Linked DNA regions of Homo sapiens: regions 1 and 3 are each linked to region 2. The links are chromatin loops, found by intact Hi-C in ENCODE. Cell type or tissue: dorsolateral prefrontal cortex. All regions are shown on one strand.

Region 1 (8,000 bases), 480 kb after region 2:
GCCGAGAGCGGTCGGGGCTGGCGCCGGGGCGCTCTAACCCACTAACCCGGCGAGCAGGAGCAAGCCCGGCCTCACGAGGGCGCCCGCCCGCTGCGGGCTGTCTTCACCGCAGACGGGAAGCTGCTCAGCACCGGCTTCAGCAGGATGAGTGAGCGGCAACTCGCGCTCTGGGACCCGGTAGGCCAGGCCGCGCCGGGCGCGCTAGCTCGCTCCTTCTCTGGGTCTGCCGGGAGCGCCTTCCCGGGCTGTGGCTGGCGCCCAAGAGGCCAGAGCGGAGCGGGGAGCTCCCATTCGGGAAAAGCCTCGCTGCGACTCCGGGGAGCCAGCAGACACCCCTGCTCTAGGGATCGGCCTTTGAGCGCGCTTAAGGGTTCGGGATCGGCTGAGAGCCGCGTGCCTCCTGCTCTCTCCAGGCCCGGATGCTCTCCAGGTCAGGGGCCAGACGTGGCCCCGCAGGAAGCTGAGTGCTTAGGCCCCATTTGTCTCTTCCCCGCATCCGCTCCTCCACCCCGGACACCCAAGTCAGCAAGCTGGTTGCTCATCCCTCCATGCTCCTCAGGGCAGGCAGCTGGGTGATGTCCCTCCCTGTCTCCCCCTCCCCCCAGGAGAGGTTTGCGGCCCACGAGGGGATGAGGCCCATGCGGGCCGTCTTCACGCGCCAGGGCCATATCTTCACCACGGGCTTCACCCGCATGAGCCAGCGAGAGCTGGGCCTGTGGGACCCGGTAACGCAGCTGGAGGCTTGGGGTGTGTGCCTCGGGGACTGGCATCACGGGAGAGTGGCCAGGCGCCCCCCACCCGCAGGGCATGCCCACCTGGACAGGACTGAAGGCTGCTGCCACCTCTGCAGCGCCTGCCATTCTCACACCCACCCCTCTGCCCAGTTTTGCTGCGTCGCGTGAAGGATCCTGCGCTGGCGCCCCCACCTGGTGATGCCGAGTCCCTGGGGGTGGTTTGCTGTGACTGCATGCGGCGCGCAGCGGGTATATGTGCAGGGGAGGAGGAGCTATGTGCGCAGGGGAGGAGGAGAGATGTGCCCAGGGGAGGGGCCTGCAACTCTGGTCACTAGAGGTTTGGGGCATAGGGTTTGGGAAGGCCAGGAAGCGTAAAGGGGCTTCTGGGGGTCCCGAAGTAGCACGGGAGGGTGGGGCAGGGCTGGTCACGCCTCCTGTGCTCGGGCAGAACAACTTCGAGGAGCCAGTGGCACTGCAGGAGATGGACACAAGCAACGGGGTCCTATTGCCCTTTTACGATCCCGACTCCAGCATCGTCTACCTGTGTGGCAAGGTGCTCACGGCCGGGCAGGGAGAACAGGGCACTGGATGGAGATGTGGAGGGCCTTGTCCGGGCGCGCCCCTGAACCGACTGATTTTGCAGGGCGACAGCAGCATTCGGTACTTTGAGATTACCGACGAGCCGCCTTTCGTGCACTACCTGAACACGTTCAGCAGCAAAGAGCCGCAGCGGGGCATGGGTTTCATGCCCAAAAGGGGACTGGATGTCAGCAAGTGTGAGATCGCCCGGTCAGCAGCCTTGGCCCCTCCTGAACACCTACCCGCCTCTGTCCCCCACTCATGTCGGGTCCTAGCCACGGGGCTTCCCCAGTAATGCAGTGCTTTGGAAAAGCGGGGCGGGGGGATAAGACAGCTCTGTTTCAGTGCCAGACCCACCGCTCACTAGCCTTACATTCTCAACTTCAGTTTCCTCATCTATAAGATGATGGTGAACACACCATCAGGGTGTTTTATTGCAGAACCAATAATGTGTGTAATGTGCAATATGCATGGTAGGCGCTGAGCAAGTGTTGGCCTCCAACCCCCTTGGTCTTAGACAGGAGAAGTTAAGGACGTGGAAGTCTGCGAGGGTGCTGAACCCTGCTCCCTTATAGGTTCTACAAGCTACACGAAAGAAAGTGTGAACCTATCATCATGACTGTGCCCCGCAAGGTGAGGGGCCGGGAGAAGGGTTGGGCAGGGCTACGAGGCGGAAGGGAGCGGAGCAAGCCCCGCACCCTCTCACGCAAGTCCTCCTGTCCACCCACCCCCGCAGTCAGACCTCTTCCAGGACGATCTGTACCCGGATACGCCAGGCCCGGAGCCGGCCCTAGAAGCGGACGAATGGCTATCCGGCCAGGACGCCGAACCCGTGCTCATTTCGCTGAGGGACGGCTATGTGCCCCCCAAGCACCGCGAGCTCCGGGTCACGAAGCGCAACATCCTGGACGTGCGCCCGCCCTCCGGCCCCCGCCGCAGCCAGTCGGCCAGCGACGCCCCCTTGTCGGTAAGATCGGCCCTGCTGCACTCTGGCCCAATCTACATCTCCCCCAACCGCCCCTATACGACACGGCCTCTCTGTCCTCCGCCCCAGCAGCAGCACACCCTGGAGACGCTGCTGGAAGAGATCAAGGCCCTCCGCGAGCGGGTGCAGGCCCAGGAGCAGCGCATCACGGCTCTGGAGAACATGCTGTGCGAGCTGGTGGACGGCACGGACTAGCCCCGCGCGCCAGGCAGGCGGAGCGGGGCGGGGCGCACAAGCTCGGCCCCGCCCCGGCTTTTAGTCCCGAACTCCGGACCCCGCCTTCTTGGGCTGGGCCCGGGGGCGGGACTGGGGAGGGAACTCCGCCCCTCGCGGGAGACCAGAACTCTTGGAGCTTAGGGGAGACCCACGTCGCTCCAGCGGAGGCTGGACTGCGAGCCTCGTCTGGGACTCGGCTGGAGCTGGCCTAGGGAGGCCTGGGGTAACCTGGGGGGCTCAGCAATGGTGCTGCACGGCGAGGTGGTGTCCCCCTTTGTCCTCCGCCCAGGGCAGGGAAAGTGCTTAGTATTAGCGTGATGCTTGGGGTTATTGGAGCCTGAGCTTGACCTCAAACGGGTGGCGATTTGATGGGTACCCCCAGGCTGGGGAAAATGACAGCGCTTCTCCTAATCAGCTCACTGGATTCCATCACCCTGAGCGGTAAACCAGATGGGCGTCACCCCAGTTCTGCAGACACATACACAACCCGTTTGCTGCAGAGCCGGACCCAGTGGCTACACCCACAGCGGTCTGTGGTAGAGAACTCTCTTCCTTCTTTCCACCGACAGGGGCGAGGGCTGCTTCCTCGCGGCAGCCCCCGCGAAGAAATCTCGAGAGAACTGGCATGAGGAGTTAGGTTCATCACAAATACACACACACTGCCCCCAACCCTCTGCCGTTGCCTCTCTCAGAAAAACAAGACGTACTGAATGAAATATTTTACTAAGCGTTCAGTCTGTGCCTCCTGCATGGGTGGGAGTGAGGGGAACGAGACCCCCAGCCTCTGCAAATGCTACCCCCAGGCTCCTGGGAGACCTGGCGATGCACTCCTGGGCTCAGGGTCCATCAGGCAGCCTCTTACCCTAGAGCTCTCTCCACTCTGAGGTTCAGAAGGACCCCAACCCACACCGTAGGCGTTCCCCCCAAGTAAAGTTAGGTAGCAAAAGCCTCCGGTATGAAGCCTCTTTTATTTGTGCCTCAGAATCAGTCTGGTGCCCCTGGCATCAGGGAAGGGGGTGGGAGGAACAGTTTCTCTTTGTTCTTTTCTTCCATCCCTCTTTGTGTCCCTTCTGAGCCTCACTGGCTGAGCCGGGAAGGCCAGTCCCAGACAGGCCCGGGACAAGGGTGTGCGGTGGGCCCCTGCCCCTGGCGGGGTCTGTGCTTCTCTGGGTGGGTGAGGTGGGGCAGGGGAGAGCCGGGGGTTAGCACCATTGGATGAAGGGTTTTAGAGTCAGTCTCCGTGTGGGGGCAAGTGGGATGTACAACCACAGAGGCTAGCAGCAGCTGGTGGGAAGGGGTGGGGGTGGCGCCAGGGCCCTGGGCGAGCCCTTTGTGTCCAGTCTACTTGGGTCTAGTGCTTACCCCAGCCCAATATGCTCCCCACTCTCCGAGGCACCATGAGGGAGTCAGGGCTTGCACAGGCCAGGGGGCTACGTTGGACACACTCCCTGATCACAAAAAAAAAAAAAAAAAAATGTGCCTTGGGGGATGGGACTCCAACTTCTGGCTGCCCAAGGAGAAGCTGGAACCACCCTGAGACCCAGGACGGGTGTGGGGGCTGGGGGAGCCGGGTACCCCGCTAAGTGCACTTGACGCTGAAATGCCGGGGTGGGGGAGGGGCTGGGCCCTAGACGTGCTGGTTTGTGTCTGGAACAAAGCAGTGACACAGCACGCGGGGAGCTCAGCTGCCCCCCAGGAGTGAAGAGCAGAGATGCAAAGGCTTCAGGGGCAGTGTCCTGGAGTGGGGTTAGTGAACAGAAATGCGGACCGGCCAGAAGGAGCAAGGGATAGGGACAGCGCTCCTCTAAGGATTCATCTCCCCCTCAGGACCGCCTGGCTCCGCCCTAGGACAGGACAGATCTGAGCCCAGGGGAGCGGGTTGGGGAATCAGAATACAGCAAAGCAGGGGGACCAGGCCGTGCCAGTTGCCTCCAGGGCCCTGGCCTGGGAAGGTACCCCGCGGCCATGCCGAATCCCTCCCCGAACCGTGCCTGCTGTGCTGCTGCACCCGCGAGGCGGTGGCTCCAGTCTCCAGCCGCCGCTCTGCAGGCGCGCAGGCCGGGGTTTGTCTGGCTCCTGGCCCTGGGCGTGGCGCGCGTGGCGCTGGCGAGGGTCCCGGCAGGGGGCGCTACTGCTCGGTCAGTGAGAGCCTCAGGATGCGCTCCAGCTCCTCCTCCTCCTGGCGCGCGCGCCGCCGCCTCTCCTCCTGCTCCTGCGCCGACAGTTCCATCGCCAGCCGCAGCTGCTCGTCGTAGCTCCGGAACACGTGGCCGCCGGAACCTGGCCCTGAGCTGGGCCGAGGGCTGGGCACTGACGCCGGGGGCGCAGGCTGGCGCTGCGGCGTGGGCGGGGCGCTCCTGGGGGTGGGGAAGGAATGTCGCGGGCTCCCGGGCGCACCCACCCACCGGCCGGGGCCGGGACACGGCGTGGAGGCTCCAGGGCGGCCCGCGGCCACCACCCTCTAGTGGAGGCGGTCAGTCCCGCGGCGTCCTGGCCCCCACCTGGTCGTGGCGGAGCCCAGACCCTACCAAGTTCTCCCCGTCAATGCCTGGGGAGAGTCTGAACTCCGCGGTGAAGCCTGGATCCCTGACCCCTGCCTGCCGCCTCGGAGGCAGGAGTGGTGGCAGAAGCCATCCCGATACCAGGAGGGTCCCTGCCGAGGGCCCCGCGGGTTCTCCGGCTGTGTCCTGGCTTAGGGGAGACAGGATCCTCTCCGGAGGATTCTCTCCGGCCCAGCGGGCACTGACCTGTCCTGTCGGCGACCCTCGTAGGACATGGGGTGGGTGCCTGGCTTGCTGTTGGTTAGCGCCTCCCAGATGGTGACCTGCGGGGAGGCGTGGGCGTTAGCCGTGGCGGCGCGGAGTCCCGTGGCCCCGCGCGCCCGCGGAGACGCACCTGGTCATACTCACTGCCCGCCTCAAGCAGGCTCTGCTGGATGGCGAATTGCAGCAGGTCGTCGTCGTCGTCCCGGGTCGCCGCCTCCCGCTGGCCGCCCATCATGCTGTAGCCGCGCGGGGCCTCGAACAACGCTGGGGAGATCTCGCAGCCGCGGCAGGAGGCTGGGGGCGCGGGGGCTGGGTCAGGCACGGCCGGGCGCGCCCCTCCCACCCACCCCGGGGAGAGCCGAGGGGCAGGCGTTCTCGCGGGGGGCCTCACTCGTGGAGCTGGAGCTGCTGACGCTGGAGGAGTCGCTGCCTGGGGAAGGCGTCTCGCTGCTGGGGCTGCCTCGCACCGATGGCACCGGTTCGTCGCAGCCGTTGAGGTTCCCGAAGGTGATGCGGGCGTTGAGGATGTGGAAGATCGGGATTTCTGAGGATGAGGAAACCTTTAGGCGCCACCACTCAGCCCCTCACACCTCAGCCTCAGCCCCACCCCGACCTCATCTAAACCCCGGTCGGCCCGCCACGGGCTCAGGAGAAATGGCCGTGCGGTCTCACCAATCTTAACTGGGAAGCCAGGAGGCAGACGCAGGGTGATGAAGTCCCGGAGCTTGGCAAAAAGCGCATTGCTGACGGCCATGAGGTCAATGATGGGGGCCACCTGCTCACACAGGGACAGGGGATGCTCCTCACACAGCCACAGCTTGGCCTTGAACCTGCCCCCACCAGATCCCAAGGGGTAAGGGACACTGCAGGAAGCCATGGCCTCCCAGCATCTCCTGGAGCCCCGGCCCCCCACCTTCCCAGCACCGGCAGGGGCCTCACTTCTGTGTCTTGGTGGTCAGTTCCATGGGGCGGCCCATATCACGGTTGCCCAGCTCAAAGTTGGGGTTGAAGTATTCTTCTGCAGTGATGGCAGTGGGGTTGGCTTGGCTCAGAGTCTGAGTGATCAGGGTCTGTACCACATGGGGAGGGGCCCAGGAGCTCCCCTCAGTTCCTAATGCCAGGCCAACTCATTTGTTGTCACAAGGCCCCCAAGCTGTCCCCTCTGCCAGTGTGGCGCTGACATGGCCTTGGGCATTGTGGAAAGGAGGTCCACATAGGCCATGCTAAGCAGGACGCTTCCCAAGCCTCCTCCTGAGCCACATCCACATCCCTCCACTTACGGGTACCCCTGCACACACTCACCCCATTTTGGGGGCCCCCGTGCTGCTCAGCGATTCCCAGGAAGGACTGCAAAGGTGTCTTACAGCCTACAAGAAATGTGGCATCTCAGAGGACACCGCAACTCCACACACACCTGGGCACCTCATCAGAGGTGACAGCACCCAAGACCTAGGGAGGAGGCCGGTTCCTGGGGTGGGGCCTGCTCACCCAACCACATACTCAGGCACCTTCACCTGAAGGGGACTGAGTGCTTCAAGGACCAGGGGCCAGGGCCTCTGTGAGCACAGCTTAAAACACTAAAAGGAAGGCCTAGAGGTCAGAAGCAACTTCCAAAAGTGCTCCTCTCCAGCTCGGTGACCCTGGACAGTAAAACGCCTGCCCCGGCAGGCACTGTGGGGTGTGCATGTGCGTGTGTGTGTTTGCTTCAGGCACTTCCATAGGCATGATTTCATGTTGTTCCCCTGTGAGGTAGAAATTATGCTTTTTCACCTCGGACACGGTATCTGGTACCCAGAGAATCAGGTGTGGCATCAATGGGCATACAGAATCTGTGGCAAGGTCCCCTGACTTTCTACCTAGGATATGTCCCACTAGACTAGAATGGCCAATAAATGGCATACATGGCATTTCTCTCCTCTCCCAAATTCAACAGCAACATTAGTAATCACTTGCAGCATGGCTCTCCACTGAACCCAGATGAGTCCTTAGAAACTTCTTAGTACTCTAGGCAGCCACTACCCATCCTTAGGGCTTGGCACCTGAATTGAAATCTATCGGCCTGAATAAAGCATCCAGCCTCTTGCTAGGATGCCAGTGGGAATACTGATGGAAGCACTGAAGTGGGAGCTGGTTCCCGCAGTCCTGCAACACCTCTCCCCATCCAGCTCTGCCTCATTACCTTTGACCTTGCCCTTGTGCTGTTCTGAAAGATGTTCTGTCCGTGTGCGGGTGATGAGCTCCACGTTAGATGCCCCATACACCTGGGGACAGATGAAGAAAGGGCTCATAAGCAGTTCTGGTCTTACCCTGTGTCTTACCCCTAAGGGCACTGGGAACACTCCCTGTAGCAAAGGGTCCTGGAGAGACTCTGCTTCAGGCTTTTGGGTAAGTGAATATATGAGGTCATTCATTCATTCATTCATTCACTTATTCATTCAACAAACATTTTTTGAGGAGCCTTTATGTGCCAGGCATTGAGGTAGGCATCAGGGATACAGTAAACAAGCCAAACATGATCCCTGCCCTCCTGAGACTTACAATCTCTATAAGGAGACAATAAAATGGAGTTATAACAGCATGGTCCATGCACTGGTGGGGGTAGCACAGAGGCCTTCCCAGACTACAGAAGCAGGGGAGGCTTTCAGAGGAGATGCCACACACAAAACCCATGGCATTTGTTAGTTCCTGCTTTCATGTCGTGGGCAACATAGGGGTCCCAGA
Region 2 (8,000 bases):
CCTGGGTATGGTGGCTCACGTCTGTAATCCCAGCACTTTGGGAGGCTGAGGTGGGAGAATCCCTTGAGGTCAGGAGTTCAAGACTAGCCTGGTAATATAGTGAGACCCCCACCTCTACAAAAAATAAAAAAATTAGTTGGGTGTGGTGGCACGTGCCTATAGTCCCAGCTACTTGGAAACCTGAGCCCAGAGGATTGCTTGAGCCAGGGAGGTCGAGGCTGCAGTGAGCTGTGATTGTGGCACTGCACTCCAGCCTGAGTGATAGAGGGGGGCCCTGTCTCAAAACACAAAACAAAACAAAAACAGAGGAACTGAGATCTCTAGAAGAGATGGCTTTGGGAAAAGAAAATAAATTAGAACTAATAAATTACCTGATAGAACTGTCTTATGGGAGAGACAAATGGAAGGGGTGGGAATTATCAAGAAGTACAAATAAAACTAAGAAAGTTTAAAAATAAAAGACAATTATTTACTTCAGGAAAAACAAAAAAAATGAGGAATCAAAATATGCTACAATCCTCAGCTGTGTATAATATTTGCATAGGCAAAATCATGTAAACATTGCATCTTTAACCCCAAATTATAAATATAACTACATTGGGAGGATGGGGTAAGAGAATGGTGGTATAACAGAACAAAATCTTCATTTATAATCAGAGGAAATTGACTGATAAGGTTTAAAATTGATGAATCAAAAGACAGCAATATGTGCATAACAGAAATAGATGTGCAAATGCCAAGAAGAAACAGTGAAAGAACAAAACATGGTTGCCCCTGGCGAGGGGGACTGAAGAGTATGAAAGAGAAGATATGGGCTAGTGACTCTTTTTAGGCTTTTAGTTCTATGTGACCTTTTCAATTACTTTAATAAAAAATTTAAAGCCAGCTCAGTGGCTCACGCCTGTAATCCCAGCACTTTGGGAGGCCGAGGGGGCGGATCATCTGAGCTCAGGAGTTTGAGACCAGTCTGACCAAGACGGAGAAAGCCTGCCTCTACTAAAAATACAAAATTAGCTGGGCAGGGTGGCACATGCCTGTAATCCCAGCTACTCGGGAGGCTGAGGCAGGAGAATCGCTTGAACCTGGGAGGCAGAGGTTGCGGTGAGCCGAGATCGCGCCACTGCACTTCAGCCTGGGCAACAAGAGCGAAACTCCATCTCAAAAAAAAAAAAATATATATATATGTATATGTATATGTATATGTATATGTATATGTATATGTATATGTATATGTATATGTATATGTATATAATTGTGACCGGGGTGGTGGCTCATGCCTGTAACCCCAGCACTTTGGGAGCCATGGCAGGTGGATCACCTGAGGTCAGGAGTTCGAGACCAGCCTGGTCAACATGGTGCAACCCCGTCTCTACTAAAAATACAAAAATTAGCCAAGCGTGGTGGCACGTGCCTGTAATCCCAGCTACTGGGGAGGCTGAGGCAGGAGAATCTCTTGAACCCGGGAGTCAGAGGTTGCAGTGAGCTGAGATTGGGCCACTGCATTCCAACCTGGGTGACAGAGCAAGACTCCATCTCAAAAAAAAAAAAAAAAAAAATATATATATATATATATATATATATGCTTTCAGGATAAAAGACAGTTTTAACAGCCACTAAAATTTTAAACAATGAGTGTCAAATTAAATAGAAAAATGTTCTTATTAAACCAAGTTTTTTTTCTAGAGACGGTATCCACTATGTTGCCCAGGCTGGAGTGCAGTGCTATTCACAGGCACCATCATTGTGCACCATAGTCTTGAACTTCTGGCCCCAAGCAATCCTTGTGCCTCAGCTTCCCAAGTAGCTGGGACCACAGGTGCATGCCACCATGCTCCACGTCTCATCAAGCTCATTTTTAAAAGTCTTTAATCAGATATCAAAGTAGCAGTAATGTTATCTATACATGTAAAACTGTATTTAGTTGTTCCTCTTAATAACTACTGTTAGAAAATTTCAAAATTTAAATCACAAGAAGTGATAAGAAACATAAAGAGAATGGCTGGTTTGATTGTCTTTTTTCCTCTGAATAACTTGGAACTGAAAAGCAGGGGGTTTGCATGCATGGGAAATAGGTCAAACATCCAGGCCTGAGATCTTTACCCAGAACAGAGTGTTATACCCTTCTCTTGTGCATTGTATGAGTACTTGTCTAATATCATAACTCGTAACTAAAAGGCATTTTTAAGGGGCTCTTGCCAGGACAAAGGAAATCTGTTCTCAAGCTGAACTGATATCTCCTCCTCCATGGCCTAAAATCTGTGAGCAACTTGTAAATAAATGGTGCACTCTTAGCTCTCTATTAAACCCAAGTCTAGCTGCGATGGCAAGTTTTTTCCTTAAGAGGGAGCCAACAATTCCCATTCAAGATGACTAAGTCCAAAAAGACTGCAGAGAACTGTAATTGAATCCAAACCAATGTTAGCATACAGAAGGTTTAAATGAATAGGACAGAACAATGTTCTTGGTGTCTGGTTGTCCATTTTGGCTTGACCCATTTCAAAGAAAAAGGCATGTCCTCAGAGTTGCAGATTCAGTGCTGTTTCCTACTTGTTATTTCTGGATTGTCGGTAGAATCATTCTACCAAGGTTCCTGTCAGGTCCTTAGCTGTGCAGTGGGGAGTTAAGGAATGAGTCATGTTCCATTTTTGTAATGGAGTTGCAGGGAGCGTGGCACCTATGAGAGCCACCATGATGGCAGCAGTAGCAATTAGGGAAGGATCTCCCAGGGAAGGCGAATCTTGAAGATAAAAGTTAATTAGGACTGTGAGTCCAGCAGTCCTCCCCTGAAGGCACCTTCCTTCATTGTCACCCTTAGAGGATCATGGTGTCATTTTATTGAGGAAGCTGGTGGGTTTCTTTATAAATGGTGACAGCACTGAGCCTCTGGCTGCTTTGACAGAGTTGGAGCTCTGGGACCCCTGTAGGAGAAGTGGAGGGCCGGGGGCACTCCTGCCAAGACCAATGTCTGTGGACTTGTAAACACTTGGATTTAGGGGAGGAGGTATGGTCACTTGGCAGAGACCCAGGTTCTACACAGAAAAGTGATTCTGGTTATACTTGCAATAGGGGACAGCTCTTCTTGCCTCTGGGTCTAAGAACATTTCCAAACAGGCAACATCTGTCTAAAATTCCTGGGAGGGAGACATGCAGCAGTTATGGGGCATCCTGAACGACCAGGTGAGGCTGGCAGCAGAGGTCCCAAGTGGAGTGGGGAGAATAGGTCCTTGAGAGGGTGGTCACGTCATGAATCTCCAGGTAGAAAAGACCAACTACTAGGAGTATCTTAGGCAAAGTGACAGAGAATAGTAGGCTATTGATGTACTACTGCAAACACAGCTGTCTGGGAGTGCTCACTGGAGTCAGAGGGTCCCCCACAGGGAAGTATGTCAGCAGCACTCACCTGCAATGGCACAGTCTTGGGAGGCCAGGCCTGCCCAACAAAGCTACCCAATGTTACTTCACAGATGACTGGCTCAATCTAAAGGCAAGACACAGCTGCCTAGAGTTTCATCAGAATAAAAAAAGTATCTCCTTTTTGTTGTTGTTGTTTTTGAGACAGGATCTCATTCTGTTGCCCAGGCTGGAGTGCAGTGGCATGATCACATTTCACAGCAGCCTCAACCTCCTGGGCTCAAGTGATCTCCCACCTCAGCCTCCTGAGTAGCTGGGATTACAGGCGTGCACCACCACACCCAGTTATTTTTTTTTTTTTTTTTTTTTTTTTTTGGAGAGACAAGATTTTGCCATGTTGTCCACGCTAGTCTCCAACTTCTGGGCTCAAGCAATCTGCCCACGTTGGCCTCCCAAAGTGTCGGGATTACAGGTGTGAGTCACTGTGCCTGGCCAAAAATACCCTTTTCTTTCTTTTTAAAAAAATTATTATTATACTGTAAGTTTTAGGGCACATGTGCACAACATGCAGGTTTGTTACATAGGTATACATGTGCCATGTTTGTTTGCTGCACCCATCAACTCGTCATTTACATTAGGAAATACTCTTTTCCTGAACTAGGATGAAGTGGGGGTGAGAGTTGGCAGCGGAAGCCCTAAGAAAGTATGGACACATTACCAGTCCTAATTCTGCCCTTTTGGTAAAATAATAGTTTGGAAGGCGTGGTGGGTTAGGAGCTATGCTATATAGTCCAGCAGTCTCTGCCTGTCACAGGCTGAACCTACAGGTATTATTGGTGACATTTCATTCTGGGTAGATTCGTGGAGTAGGGCCCTTACTTAAAGCTGCTAGGCCAGGTAAACTTCCAGCAGCAGATTGCCCTGCCTGAAGACTCCTCTCCTTCTGGCACAAACAGAAAGGCACCCCGAAGAATTCCTCTCCCTTCCCCTAAGCTGGAAGCTTAGAATTTCCTGATATAACTGCATCTGAAGGAGAGAGGGTTGGTATCTGGGTGACCTACGAACTTTCTTGATTGCTGCGGAGACTGTGGTTAACACTAAAGGCTTGGCGGTGGTGATTGGGGAGCCTATGGGCTATTTTCTGGCTGAGTCGGGCTCCGTTAACTGCAATTAATATTTCTTCCACCAGAGGGCACTATTGGAAAGCAGAAAGTGGTGGGTAGCGTTGGTGGTCAAGGCTTCTCAGGAATAAGCTAGGATAGTTCCCCGTTAATCCAGAAACTCTTCTGCGTTGGTCTAGAGCCTCCACAGATAGTAGGAGAGCGGGAAGAGGAGGAAAGGGATAGATTTAGTGAGCAATTTCTACAGAGCCATTTTCCCAATTATGATTACTTTTCATAACAAAGAAAAAAACAAACTATAAATGAATTCCTCATCACAGCCTGAGGCCTCTGGTGGGAGAATACAGGTCAGTGGAGGACCTTGGGCCTCTGTTTGTATATTTACTCTCATATGTGGCCTATTCCCTGTGGCCAAACAGCTAATCGTCTTCTCCAACCTGAGAGCCTCGCTGCTCTCCATTCTTGGTGATTCTCCTCCTTGAAAAAGTCTATTATTTTCTTTGGTTATTTATTAAGCTAAAGATAGCCTTTTTGCTTAAAATTTCCATTCTCATTGCAGCCCCATTTGCATTTTTAAAAATAAATAATGCACATGTAGTCAATAAGTGGGAGATAGATGTGCTTTTGAATTCTCAAAATGTGGCATAGACAATGACTTTGGGGAATGATGCAATAGATTACATAGTGTCCCTCCTCTTAGAAGACTTATAACTATTTTCTCCTAAAAACTGAATTTATGACCCACTTGCTTTATCCTAATAAAAATCACAACTGTGTTTTATTGCTGTTGGCATAGATTTAGGCTGTAATTAAGTGGAAATTTACCTCTGATATATTCATCAATAAGCTGTACATTAACTTCCACATGCTTGGCAGTTGGATCAAAGGCACAAATATTGTTGACTAAATATTTGTTAACATACTGTGAACAAACAACAAGAGAAAATTTATGGGATCACCAGGAAGCAGAAATACAGTGCCCAGTTCAACAGCTTACATAATTCCATTTATATAGATTTTAAAATAGGCAAAACCAATCAATGGTGTTAGAAGTGAAGATGATGGTTACCCATGGCCGGGTGTGGTGGCTCACGCCTGTAATCCCAGCACTTTGAGAAGCCCAGGTGGGAGGACCACCTGAGGTCAGGAGTTCGAGACCAGCCTGGCTAACATGGTGAAACCCAGTTTCAACTAAAAATACAGAAAATTAGCTGGGCGTGGTGGCGGGCACCTGTAATCCCAGCTACTCGAGAGGCTGAGGCAGGAGAATTGCTTGAACCCAGGAGGTGGAGGTTGCAGTGAGCCGAGATAGCGCCATCGCACTCCAGCCTGGGCAACAAGAGTGAAACTCCGTCTCAAAAAAAAGATGATGGTTACCCTTGGGGTGGGTGGGGTGAAGGGATGATGAGGAAGGGTACAAAGGAGAGCTTTTGGGATTCCATAAATGCTCTATTTCTTGATCTAGGTCTGGTTACGTGAACGTGTTCCACTCAGTAAAAATTCTTGCATTTGTACCCTTATGATTTATGCAATTATGATTTGTACAGTTAAATTTGTTTAGGCGATTCTTCAATTTAAAAGGTGCTTTTTAAAAAAAAACTTACAAATTTACACTTATCCCAACTTCCAAAGTCACTTGAAAATTCCAACTCTGGATGAAAGAACAAGATAACCGCCTTCAGGATGTCACGCACTAGTTTCACGTTGGCTTCCAACTCCATAGATTTGCTGTCTTGAGGAGAATTTGGCTCTGTTACAAGAGTATGGTCATAGAGCAACAGTGACACAAATTCCATGGAATTGAGTAGTTGGATGCTTTCCTGTAGCTCGAGCAGCATGATTCGGAAGAAGAGAATTCCTGCCCGCTGGACTTCCCTGACATTTTCAATCTCTGGAATAACAAAATGATAGCTCACATTGCTGTTCAGTCTAATGTACATTGCTGTACATTACTTTTTCATAGGATTCTGAACATATTATAGTAAATGTTTTTGTCAAGAAAAAGCAGACCATAGCCTTTGGTTTTAAACAATCTCAGTTTCTTTAGCCATGAAATCAAAAGAAAGCAATGAAATTACTCCCGGTGAAGCTCATAGGAAGAGGCTTTGAGAAAAGGCAAAAACTTGGGTTTTAGAGTTAGACCCTGGTTTGAACACACGCTGTCACCCTTATTAGTCTATTGTCTCTCTGAATATCCTTTTCCTCTTCTGTGAAAATGGGCTTAATCCCTACTTCCTTGGTTAGCTGTGAGAATTAGAGAAGATGATATATGTAAAAGTGCTTAGTTACAGGCGTTACACATAGTGAACACTTAGGAGACATGAAATTTCTCCTTTCTTCTTATCCCACTCTATGACATAGTTACAAATCTTTTGGCTCAATCCCACATAGTGTTACTCTGCTAATTCTATTCACTTCATTCTAGGAAGCCAAAGGTTTCCAGGCCTTCTTCCTCCCTCCCTCTCTCCAGCTGGCATTGCGCTGAGAGTAGCCTAGTGGATGTGGAATCACAAAAACTAAAGTCTAATCCTGGCTCTCCCACCAGCTTGCTATTGGACCTTAGATAATCCACTTTACTTTTGCAGTCTTTAGCATCTTTATCTGTAAAACGAGATGTTCTGATTACTTAATGCTGTATAACATAGTGGGAAGAGCACCCAAATCTAGGTTCAAATCCAGCCCTCACCATTTCTTAACTGTGTGACTGGGGGCAATTTGCTTACTTTCCTCACCTGTAAGTGGGGTATCACTATTCATCTCATAGGGTTATGGCAAGGATTGAATGAAATAATATCTGAAGCACATAATGGGGGTATTTAATACATGCTAGTTCTAGCTTGCCTTTATGAGCCCTTCCAGCTCTAAAACTGTAGGAATCTAACCATGAGAATGTGATTCCAGGCTGTTTCCTTTAATTTGTAGACATTACTCGTCAGCGCAAGACTGCATAAGGGAATTCCTTTTATATGAAAAGATGTGTATGTTGTAACAATTCATTTTAGAAAGTGCATATTTCATTGCACTCCCTGTGATTTCCCCAAAACCTATTAAACCTGTGAATTTAGACTGATGCCACATGAACGATACCTAAGATATATTTTTTCTTTATCTCTCCAGAGAACTCGCCAAGTATTTCATAGCAGGCCACTTGGACCACTTTCATCATTTTCTGTAGATCTTTATATTCTTGACACAACAACATCCTATTTTGGCCGATGTTAAAATCGAGGACTCCCAGAGCCTCTCCTGTTCTCTCACGAAGTGGAACTACTATATGCGTTTCTCCACAGGCAGAAGCCAGAACAACTTCTGAACTGTCAGTACATTTAAAGAGGAAATCTCTGAAATCAAAACCAAATAAGCACAAGGATATTAAACATCTGTCTGTTCACATCATTCCACCAAAACATATTGAATTACTCTCTTGTGCCTACCTCACTTCCACCATGCCAGCCCTTCTTGCTGTTTCATCTGCCTGGAGCATTCTAGCCCTTGATTTCACATGGCTGTCTGTTTGCTCACTCATGT
Region 3 (8,000 bases), 510 kb after region 2:
GGGATCCCTTCCTCCCTTCGGGACGGGCTGGGGCAGAGACCTCGTTTCCTGGGAAAAGGCTGAGAGACTGGTAGCAGTGGCTGCAGGGCAGGAAACTGTGCCTGCTGAATGGGCCCTGGGGACTGCATATCCCAGAGGGGTAAGGATGTAGGAAAGGGCATGGCTCTGTCAGCCCCCAGCTGTGAGCTCTTGGGGAGATCCCTCACTGGTAACCTGGCCGTAGTGATGGTCCCAGCTCCTAGGCTGTTGGAGACTGAGTGAGTGAATGTGTGGAGAGTACTAGGCTTGGCACGGGCCAGAGCAGGTGCTCAGGAGGTCTGGCCCATCATCTGGCTCCGGCTGACCCTTGCCCTCACCCTGGCAGACCCTGGCTGGGCATCCATCAGCAGGGGTGTGCTGGTGTGTGACGAGTGCTGCAGCGTGCACCGGAGCCTGGGACGCCACATCTCCATTGTCAAGCACCTTCGCCACAGCGCCTGGCCTCCCACGCTGCTGCAGGTACAGGGCTCAGTCGGGTGGTTCTTCCTTCCCCTCAGGCAGAGTGTGCTGAGCATGAGGGCGTTTCCCCCTCACCCACATACACCCCCATCTGGAATCTGCAGCTTCCAAGGGGCAGCACCCCCCTAGGGCAGAGGCTAATCCTGACCCTTTCCTCCCATCTACTCACTTCATGCAGAAGAGTAGCTCACACCCCTGCTCTGCCACTTATCAACGTGGTCGTGTAGCATTGAGCAAGTTGCTTCACCTCTCTGAGCCTTGGCACACTCATGGGATCTGTGTCTTTGGGCAGCTGGACTAGATGGAGGTGTGGTGGTGCGGGCACACAGTAGGCCCCCTTGGTACCGTTTCCAGCTACGCCAGCCACAGCAGGCGCTCAGGAAGTGTTTCCCCCATTGCTTAGCACGCAGTGGGCACTCTCTCACTTGGCATCTCTTCCCTGCAGATGGTGCACACGCTTGCCAGCAACGGGGCCAACTCCATCTGGGAGCACTCCCTGCTGGACCCCGCACAAGTGCAGAGCGGCCGGCGTAAAGCCAACCCCCAAGACAAAGTCCAGTGAGTGGGGCTGGAGGGGTGGTGGGCAGAGACTGCGCAGTCCGGGACAGGGCCCTGGGAGGTGGCAAGGTGACCACCCTCTCCCACCATGCTCCCCATTCCTCCTGTGTGCCCCATGCAGCCCCATCAAGTCAGAGTTCATCAGGGCCAAGTACCAGATGCTGGCATTTGTGCACAAGCTTCCCTGCCGGGACGATGATGGAGTCACCGCCAAAGACCTCAGCAAGGTTTGAGGGGCCCTACAACAGATGGGTGGCCCCCTCCTCTTCTTCCCATCCACGACTCTCTGAAGGCCTCTCCTTTGTCCCCACTGAGCCCTGGGCCCCAAAGGCAGCCAGGTCAGGGTAACAGTAGACAGGGTGGAGAGAGCAGATTGTTGGGTCAGGCCGTGTGTGGCTGAGGCTCCCCAGCAACCAAGTAGACACACAAGGCTAGAAGCCCACAGCTGCCACTCAGAAGCTGGGAAAACCTGGGGGTAGTTGCTTAGCCACTCATAGCCTCAGTTTACTCATCTGTAAAATGGGAAAGAAATAACAGCATCTACTTCATAAATAGTATCTAAGCAGGGCACACAGCACACGTGGTAGATGGTGACTGACGGCAGCGTTTATTAATTGGCATTAACCCCTAGCGGGAAGCCTCTGTCCTCCCGACATAGTCTGGTTTGGGCAGGCCTCCTTGGAGCTGCTAGGTGTCCCAGGGGCAGCCAGGGTGCAGCTTGTGGGTGGGGAGGTGCGCCTCACGCACATGCGTATTCACTGCACACTCTGCTCCTCTTAGCAACTACACTCGAGCGTGCGGACAGGCAACCTGGAGACATGTCTGCGCCTGCTCTCCCTGGGTGCCCAGGCCAACTTCTTCCACCCAGAGAAGGGCACCACACCTCTGCACGTGGCTGCCAAGGCAGGACAGACACTGCAGGCCGAGCTGCTTGTAGTGTATGGGGCTGACCCTGGCTCCCCTGATGTTAATGGCCGCACACCCATTGACTATGCCAGGTGAGGGTCGGCTGAAGGGTGCAGTGTGGGTGGGTGGGGGTGTGGGTGAGGGCTGCTGCTGCAGGTCTGAGCCATACCCCCTCCTCACAGGCAGGCGGGGCACCATGAGCTGGCGGAAAGGCTGGTTGAGTGCCAATATGAGCTCACTGACCGGCTGGCCTTCTACCTCTGTGGACGCAAGCCGGGTGAGCAGAGCTTGGGGGGCGCCTGGCTGTGACAGGCCTGGCTGGGGCTGGGCAGGTGGGACCTGGACGCACCCGGCAGCAGGTGCCATGGTGACAGAGCGGCTGGGGAGCAATGTTGCTAGGCAACTGGCTCCTGTGAAATTACTGCAGGCTCTGGGCCATAGCATCGCTGGGGCTAGGGAGTGGGGGTGGGCATCCTGCATCCTCCCACGAGCTCCCAGCATTCTTGGGGGTGGCCTGCCCTCCCCACTTTCCCCTGACACTTCTGGGTGCCAGCCCTGCTCATGGCAGTGAGGTGGGCTCCCAGCTGCTGAGGCCACCCAGCACTAGTGAGTGACTTGGCATTTTTATTTTTGTTCAGATCACAAGAATGGGCATTACATCATCCCACAGATGGCTGACAGGTGAGTGCCCACCTGATGCCCCTTTCCAGAGGCTGTTGGATGCCATGTGGGTGGCTGACCCCCAGAGCTCCCAGCCCAGGTTTCAGAGGCCTAGGACCCTGCTCCCTCCCCCCAGAGACTAGAGGCACAGCTTAGTCCTCAGTCCCTAATGCTGGGCCCCAAGGCAGGTAAAAAATGTCAGCTCCATATGTGGCCCGCATAGCCTGAGCCCCGTGACTGTCAAGTACATGGAGGGCTTGGGTGTGAGAAGCTACCTGTGGGCCGGGCGCGGTGGCTCACGCCTGTAATCCCAGCACTTTGGGAGGCCGAGGCGGGCGGATCACCTGAGGTCGGGAGTTCAAGACTAGCCTGGCCAACATGGAGAAACCCCGTCTCTACCAAAAATACAAAATTAGCCAGGCGTGGTGGCGCATGCCTGTATCTCAGCTACTCGGGAGGCTGAGACAGGAGAATCGCTTGAACACAGGAGGTAGAGGTTGCGGTGAGCCGAGAGCACGCCATTGCACTCCAGCCTGAGCAACAAGAGCAAAACTCCAAACTCCGTCTCAAAAAAAAAAAAAAGAAAAAGAAACAGAAGCTACCTCCGGCTGGGAGGGTGGGCCACTGGGTTCTGTCCCAGTGGCACCGACCCCACTGTCTTTAGAGAAGCCTCTGCTCTTCGCTGAAAAGATGGGTGGGCTTCAGGGATGTGACTAACTTTGTGACTGCTGGCTAGGCCTCTAGCGTGCTCAGAATTAGGCACGTGCGCTGAGGCTGGTTGAATGAGGTGTTTCTGCTTCCGTCTGAGAGGCAGTGTGGGACACCCCCTGCCACTCACCCAGCACATAAGATGGATGCTGGTGCCACCTGGTGGCCACCTCTGATGGCCATGTCCTCATGCCAGGCTGTGCCTGCTGGCCTGGATCTGGAGAGAGGAGGTGCTCTCCTCCCCAAGGGCCTGTGTGGGCAGATGGGCATAACCAGGCCTGGGCGACTCAGATCCTAAACCCAGACCTCTTCCAGACCCCAAGGCTCCTACTTCTATGGTCTGATTCTACCTGGGTTGTGTGTGCATGCGTGCATGTGTATGGTAAATACACCCAAATATGGGCTCCATTCAACAGCACATTAACTGAGCACCTTCCCGGAGCCAGCTACTGCTCTTGGCACTGGGAGCACAGAGGCAGCTGAGACACAATCCCTGCCCTTAAGGAGCTCACAATCTAGCTGGGGAGGCAGCCTAGCCAGGTGATTCTAGTCCTCATGGGGGAGTGCAGCAAGAGAGGCAGAGGCATGGAGGGTAGAAATGCTGCATGGGAATGGAGGCAGCCCCCGGGCTGGAGCACAGCATGGGAGGCAGGGAACCCTACAAGCAAGACTGGGATAGAGACGAGCTGGAGAATGAGCAGCCCCGAGAGCATCAGCAGGAGCAGTGACCATCCCGAGAGCGGAGAGTTCCAGGCACAGAAGTGTGAAGTCATCTCTGCTGCTTACTGGCTGTGTGACTTGCAGGCTGCTTGACCTCTCTGAGCCTTGGTTATCTCTCCTGGAAATGGAGATGACAGCATCTATTTTTCAGGGAGGAGAGGATTAGATAAGAATGTATGCAAAATGTTTAGCCTTTTTTTTTTTTTAAGAGTTGGGGTCTCGCTCTGTTGCCCAGGCTGGAGTGCGGTGGCTTGATCATAGCTTACCACAGCCTCAAACGATCCTCCTACCATAGCCTCTTGAGTAGCTGGGACTACAGGCACATGCCACCGTGCTCAGCTAATTTTTAAATTGCTTTTGTATCTCTGTGTTGCCCAGGCTGGTCTCCACCTCCTGGCCTCAAGCGAACCTCCCACCTTGGCCTCCCAAAGTGCTAGGATTACAGGTGTGAGCCACTGTGCCCGTCCCTAGGGTATTCTGATGAAGTATGTTTGGAGTGTGCCATATGCACCTGTTATCACTGCAGTGCCTTAAGGCAAGGGGTAGTGCAGCCAGGTGTATCCAAAAAATCACCCTGGCTGCTGGGTGGAACAGGATTGTAGGGACAAAACTAGAAGGAGGGAGATTAAGAAACTTACAAAGCCCAGGCAACAGGTGATTGAGGAACCTGGGGAGCTTCACTAGGACTGGAGGGTGAGGGAGGCTTCAGGTGACTGCCAGGTGGCTGACACTGGTGGTGGACAAACAGGTCACTGAGAGGAAGAGCAAGCCAGAGGAGGAGGGGTGGGGGACGCGGTGAGATGAATTCAGCTTTGTCCCTTCTGGGCCGGGTGTGCGTGGAGATGGGTCTGGGCCTGATGTGAAAAGGCGTGTGCTGCCCTGCTCCTGGGTAACTGCCGCCTCTGTCCTGTTCTTCCCTCTGCTGCCTTCCTCTGGACTTAGATCTCGGCAAAAGTGCATGTCTCAGAGGTATATGGTGCCTGCCGGGGCAGCAGGCCTGAAGGTGGGGTAGGGCGGGGAGGCATTTGGTGTGCAGCATCTGGGGTGCCATCTCCCCGGGATCCCTGCATGTTGGGGAGGTTGCTGGCATGGGCCTGGCCACCTCTCAGGTCTCTCCTCTCCTCCCAATTCCCATCTCCCTCTGCCCTCAGCCTTGACTTATCCGAATTGGCCAAAGCTGCTAAGAAGAAGCTGCAGGCGGTAAGTCTGCTCCAACAGTGCCCTGACACTTGAAGCTGGCCCCTCTCTGATCCCCCACCCTCTGCTCTTGCTTCCTCTGCCTCTGACTCGATGACCTTTTCCAAGTCTTTGACCTGTCCCCTCACTGGCCTCAGCAGTCCCCTCTCCCTGACCTCCCTACAAGGGGATGGACTGGTCCCTTCTCTCCCACCTTGGAGTTTGGAACATGATCCCTTTCCACTTTCCCATTCTGAGACTGTAGGGGCTGGGCAGCACAAGGAAGGCCACCGGTTCCCCAAGGCTCACAACATGCTGGGGAGCTGGCCTTGGCACTGGGAGCCGATGCATCTGACAACATCTGGGCCCCTCTCTTCCTCCAGCTCAGCAACCGGCTTTTTGAGGAACTCGCCATGGACGTGTATGACGAGGTGGATCGAAGAGAAAATGATGCAGGTGAGTCAGGGAGCAGGAGTGTCTGGCGTGGAGGACCCGAGCGGCCCAGGCATGGGTCTCTGGTCCTTTACTGGGCTAAGAAGGGGTGCCTGGGGTTGGGGCTGCTCAGAGGCCTGCAGATGAGCCCCTGCTGGCTGTGAGCCTGCCTGGGCAGCATCCCAGGCTGGGTAGAGTGCTGAGGGGGAGGCGGCTAGCGTGCTCCTCCCCCAGCCTCAGACTGGGGCTCCTCTTGCTCTGGCAGCCTCCCACTTTGGCTGTCTCCCTGGTACCGCTCCACCCCCCTGCATCACTCCTTCCTGGCCACAGCCGGATTCCAGCCCAAACTCTGGGTTTGGATGAGTGGCACTGGCCTTGTTCCATTTGTCTGTCCCCAGCCGGCCACGCCCAGCCTTGCCCTGGCCCGGCCTAGCTCTGCGTGCCCAAAGACCACCCCTGTTCTGAACACCAGTGCTCAGTAGGCGTGGGGGCAGCTAGGAAGGCTGGGCTCAGTGCTTCCCCACCCCCACCTTGGGGGCCTGGCCACCGTGGCTGATCTGCTCCTGTCCGTCCCCTACAGTGTGGCTGGCTACCCAAAACCACAGCACTCTGGTGACAGAGCGCAGTGCCGTGCCCTTCCTGCCTGTTAACCCGGAATACTCAGCCACGCGGAATCAGGTGAGGGGGCTGGATTGGGGGCCTGGGGTGGTCTACTTCATCCCCGCGGTCCCTCCTCATCCGGCAGTGGGCTGGGGCCTGAGCCAGCTCTCCAGCATTTGCCAGGGCCTCCCTCAGGGCACAGCTGGCACTGGGATTTGGGAAGGTCAGGAGGCTGTTGTTTTGAGCACTTGGGGAGCAGCTCCGGTGGGTGTTCCGGCCTCTGCTCAGGCACCCTACTCTATCATACCCTGCCACGGGTGGCCTTGGCTGCTGACTAGCCAGGTGAAGCTAGGCTGGGACGCTTTAGCTGGGGTTAAATTAAATGGCAGAGCCATGCCTTGCTACTTGGTCCCTGCCGTCCTGCGTCAGTCATAAGGGGTCCCCTGAAGCCAGCCTGGCCCTTTCTGCCTTGCAGGGGCGACAAAAGCTGGCCCGCTTTAATGCCCGAGAGTTTGCCACCTTGATCATCGACATTCTCAGTGAGGCCAAGCGGAGACAGCAGGGCAAGAGCCTGAGCAGCCCCACAGGTGGGAGGGTTGTGTGGGAGGGTGTGGGAAGCAGGCGGGGCTCCAGGGGTCTTTCCTGCATGGCTCTCCCTGCCAGTGGTGACCTGAGAGATGGGTTGTGTGGTGGAGTGTGGCCTGAGTGACACTCCTGTGTCCTCAGACAACCTCGAGCTGTCTCTGCGGAGCCAGAGTGACCTCGACGACCAACACGACTACGACAGCGTGGCCTCTGACGAGGACACAGACCAGGAGCCCCTGCGCAGCACCGGCGCCACTCGGAGCAACCGGGCCCGGGTCTGAGTCCCACCCTCCTTCCCACTCCCCTGTGCCCTGACCCAGGCCTTCGCTGAGGCCCAGCTCTGTCCTCTTGTAGCCCAGGGGCCTGAGGGACAGGTGGGCTGCTCCTAGCCTCAATAACTGCCCCCTGCGGGTGTTGGCCTCCCTGCCCCCAGGTGCTGACCAGCTTAGGTCTCTCTCTGCAGAGCATGGACTCCTCGGACTTGTCTGACGGGGCTGTGACGCTGCAGGAGTACCTGGAGCTGAAGAAGGCCCTGGCTACATCGGAGGCAAAGGTGCAGCAGCTCATGAAGGTCAACAGTAGCCTGAGCGACGAGCTCCGGAGGCTGCAGCGAGAGGTGAGGGTGCAGCCTCGGTGGGAGGGGGAGCCCCAGGACTCCAGGGGGTTGACAGCACTTTGCACCCATAGATCCACAAGCTGCAGGCGGAGAACCTGCAGCTCCGGCAGCCTCCAGGGCCGGTGCCCACACCTCCACTCCCCAGTGAACGGGCGGAACACACACCCATGGCGCCAGGCGGGAGCACACACCGCAGGGATCGCCAGGCCTTTTCCATGTATGAACCTGGCTCTGCCCTGAAGCCCTTTGGGGGCCCCCCTGGGGACGAGCTCACTACGCGGCTGCAGCCTTTCCACAGCACTGTGAGTCACCTATGGGTCTCAAGGTGTGGGGAGATGGGTGGGGCTGCCGCAGGGTCCACCATGACGCTCGCTGTGCTAACATCCCCAGGAGCTAGAGGACGACGCCATCTATTCAGTGCACGTCCCTGCTGGCCTTTACCGGGTAAGCCTGGGGAAGGCGTGTCCATCTTAGCCAGTAGGTTCTGAGCCCCAGGGGGTTCTGGGCTCTGTGCTGAATTCGGGGCTTAAGATGATTAGAC

Evidence for each region. Hi-C counts contacts between places; a loop is a spot of excess contacts. Peaks named below come from ENCODE experiments on the same cell type or tissue, not always from the same donor. Only the 100,000 strongest peaks of a DNase experiment are listed, where the experiment ranks them.
Region 1: a loop joins it to region 2, with 4 times the contacts of the local background. A loop is called at or near these places in 9 of 110 quality-filtered maps.
Region 3: it touches region 2 in a loop (3.0-fold over the local background); 20 of 110 quality-filtered maps call a loop at or near these places.

The regions. Positions count from the first base shown.
Region 1 is chr17:29,610,225-29,618,224 of GRCh38, reverse strand. ANKRD13B (ankyrin repeat domain 13B) reads right to left here. Exons shown (of 15, transcript NM_152345.5): 8 at 7,459-7,540; 9 at 6,582-6,646; 10 at 6,219-6,349; 11 at 5,952-6,109; 12 at 5,671-5,823; 13 at 5,410-5,573; 14 at 5,262-5,338; 15 at 3,464-4,871. The coding sequence ends at 4,643. CORO6 (coronin 6) reads left to right here. Exons shown (of 11, transcript NM_032854.4): 6 at 606-725; 7 at 1,183-1,287; 8 at 1,378-1,523; 9 at 1,889-1,946; 10 at 2,050-2,280; 11 at 2,368-3,463. The coding sequence ends at 2,493. Among named protein-coding and RNA genes, the nearest start is that of CORO6, 8.7 kb to the left of the region's middle. RefSeq lists silencers at 2,501-2,550, 2,430-2,643, 3,091-3,160, 4,489-4,598, 4,759-4,988 and enhancers at 2,222-3,085, 3,951-4,814. In dorsolateral prefrontal cortex, CTCF peaks have their summits at 70 (motif pointing right), 913 (motif pointing left), 2,507, 4,647 (motif pointing right) and 1 weaker place; DNase peaks (open chromatin) are centred at 84, 944, 2,564 and 4,684; H3K4me3 peaks cover 5,052 bases; H3K27ac peaks cover 5,572 bases.
Region 2 is chr17:30,090,234-30,098,233 of GRCh38, reverse strand. EFCAB5 (EF-hand calcium binding domain 5) reads right to left here. Exons shown (of 23, transcript NM_198529.4): 20 at 7,560-7,813; 21 at 6,077-6,363; 22 at 5,298-5,394. Among named protein-coding and RNA genes, the nearest start is that of NSRP1, 23 kb to the left of the region's middle. In dorsolateral prefrontal cortex, CTCF peaks have their summits at 2,162, 2,373, 4,317 and 4,520 (motif pointing right); a DNase peak (open chromatin) is centred at 4,518.
Region 3 is chr17:29,575,981-29,583,980 of GRCh38, reverse strand. It overlaps GIT1 (GIT ArfGAP 1), which reads left to right. Exons shown (of 20, transcript NM_014030.4): 2 at 365-498; 3 at 944-1,056; 4 at 1,178-1,283; 5 at 1,837-2,054; 6 at 2,145-2,239; 7 at 2,601-2,643; 8 at 5,202-5,250; 9 at 5,610-5,682; 10 at 6,239-6,336; 11 at 6,734-6,845; 12 at 6,985-7,118; 13 at 7,307-7,459; 14 at 7,531-7,761; 15 at 7,850-7,903. It also overlaps a transcript of TP53I13 not described here. Among named protein-coding and RNA genes, the nearest start is that of GIT1, 9.7 kb to the left of the region's middle. In dorsolateral prefrontal cortex, CTCF peaks have their summits at 691, 942 and 3,487 (motif pointing left); DNase peaks (open chromatin) are centred at 990, 2,339, 3,480 and 5,920; H3K4me3 peaks cover 2,706 bases; H3K27ac peaks cover 6,888 bases.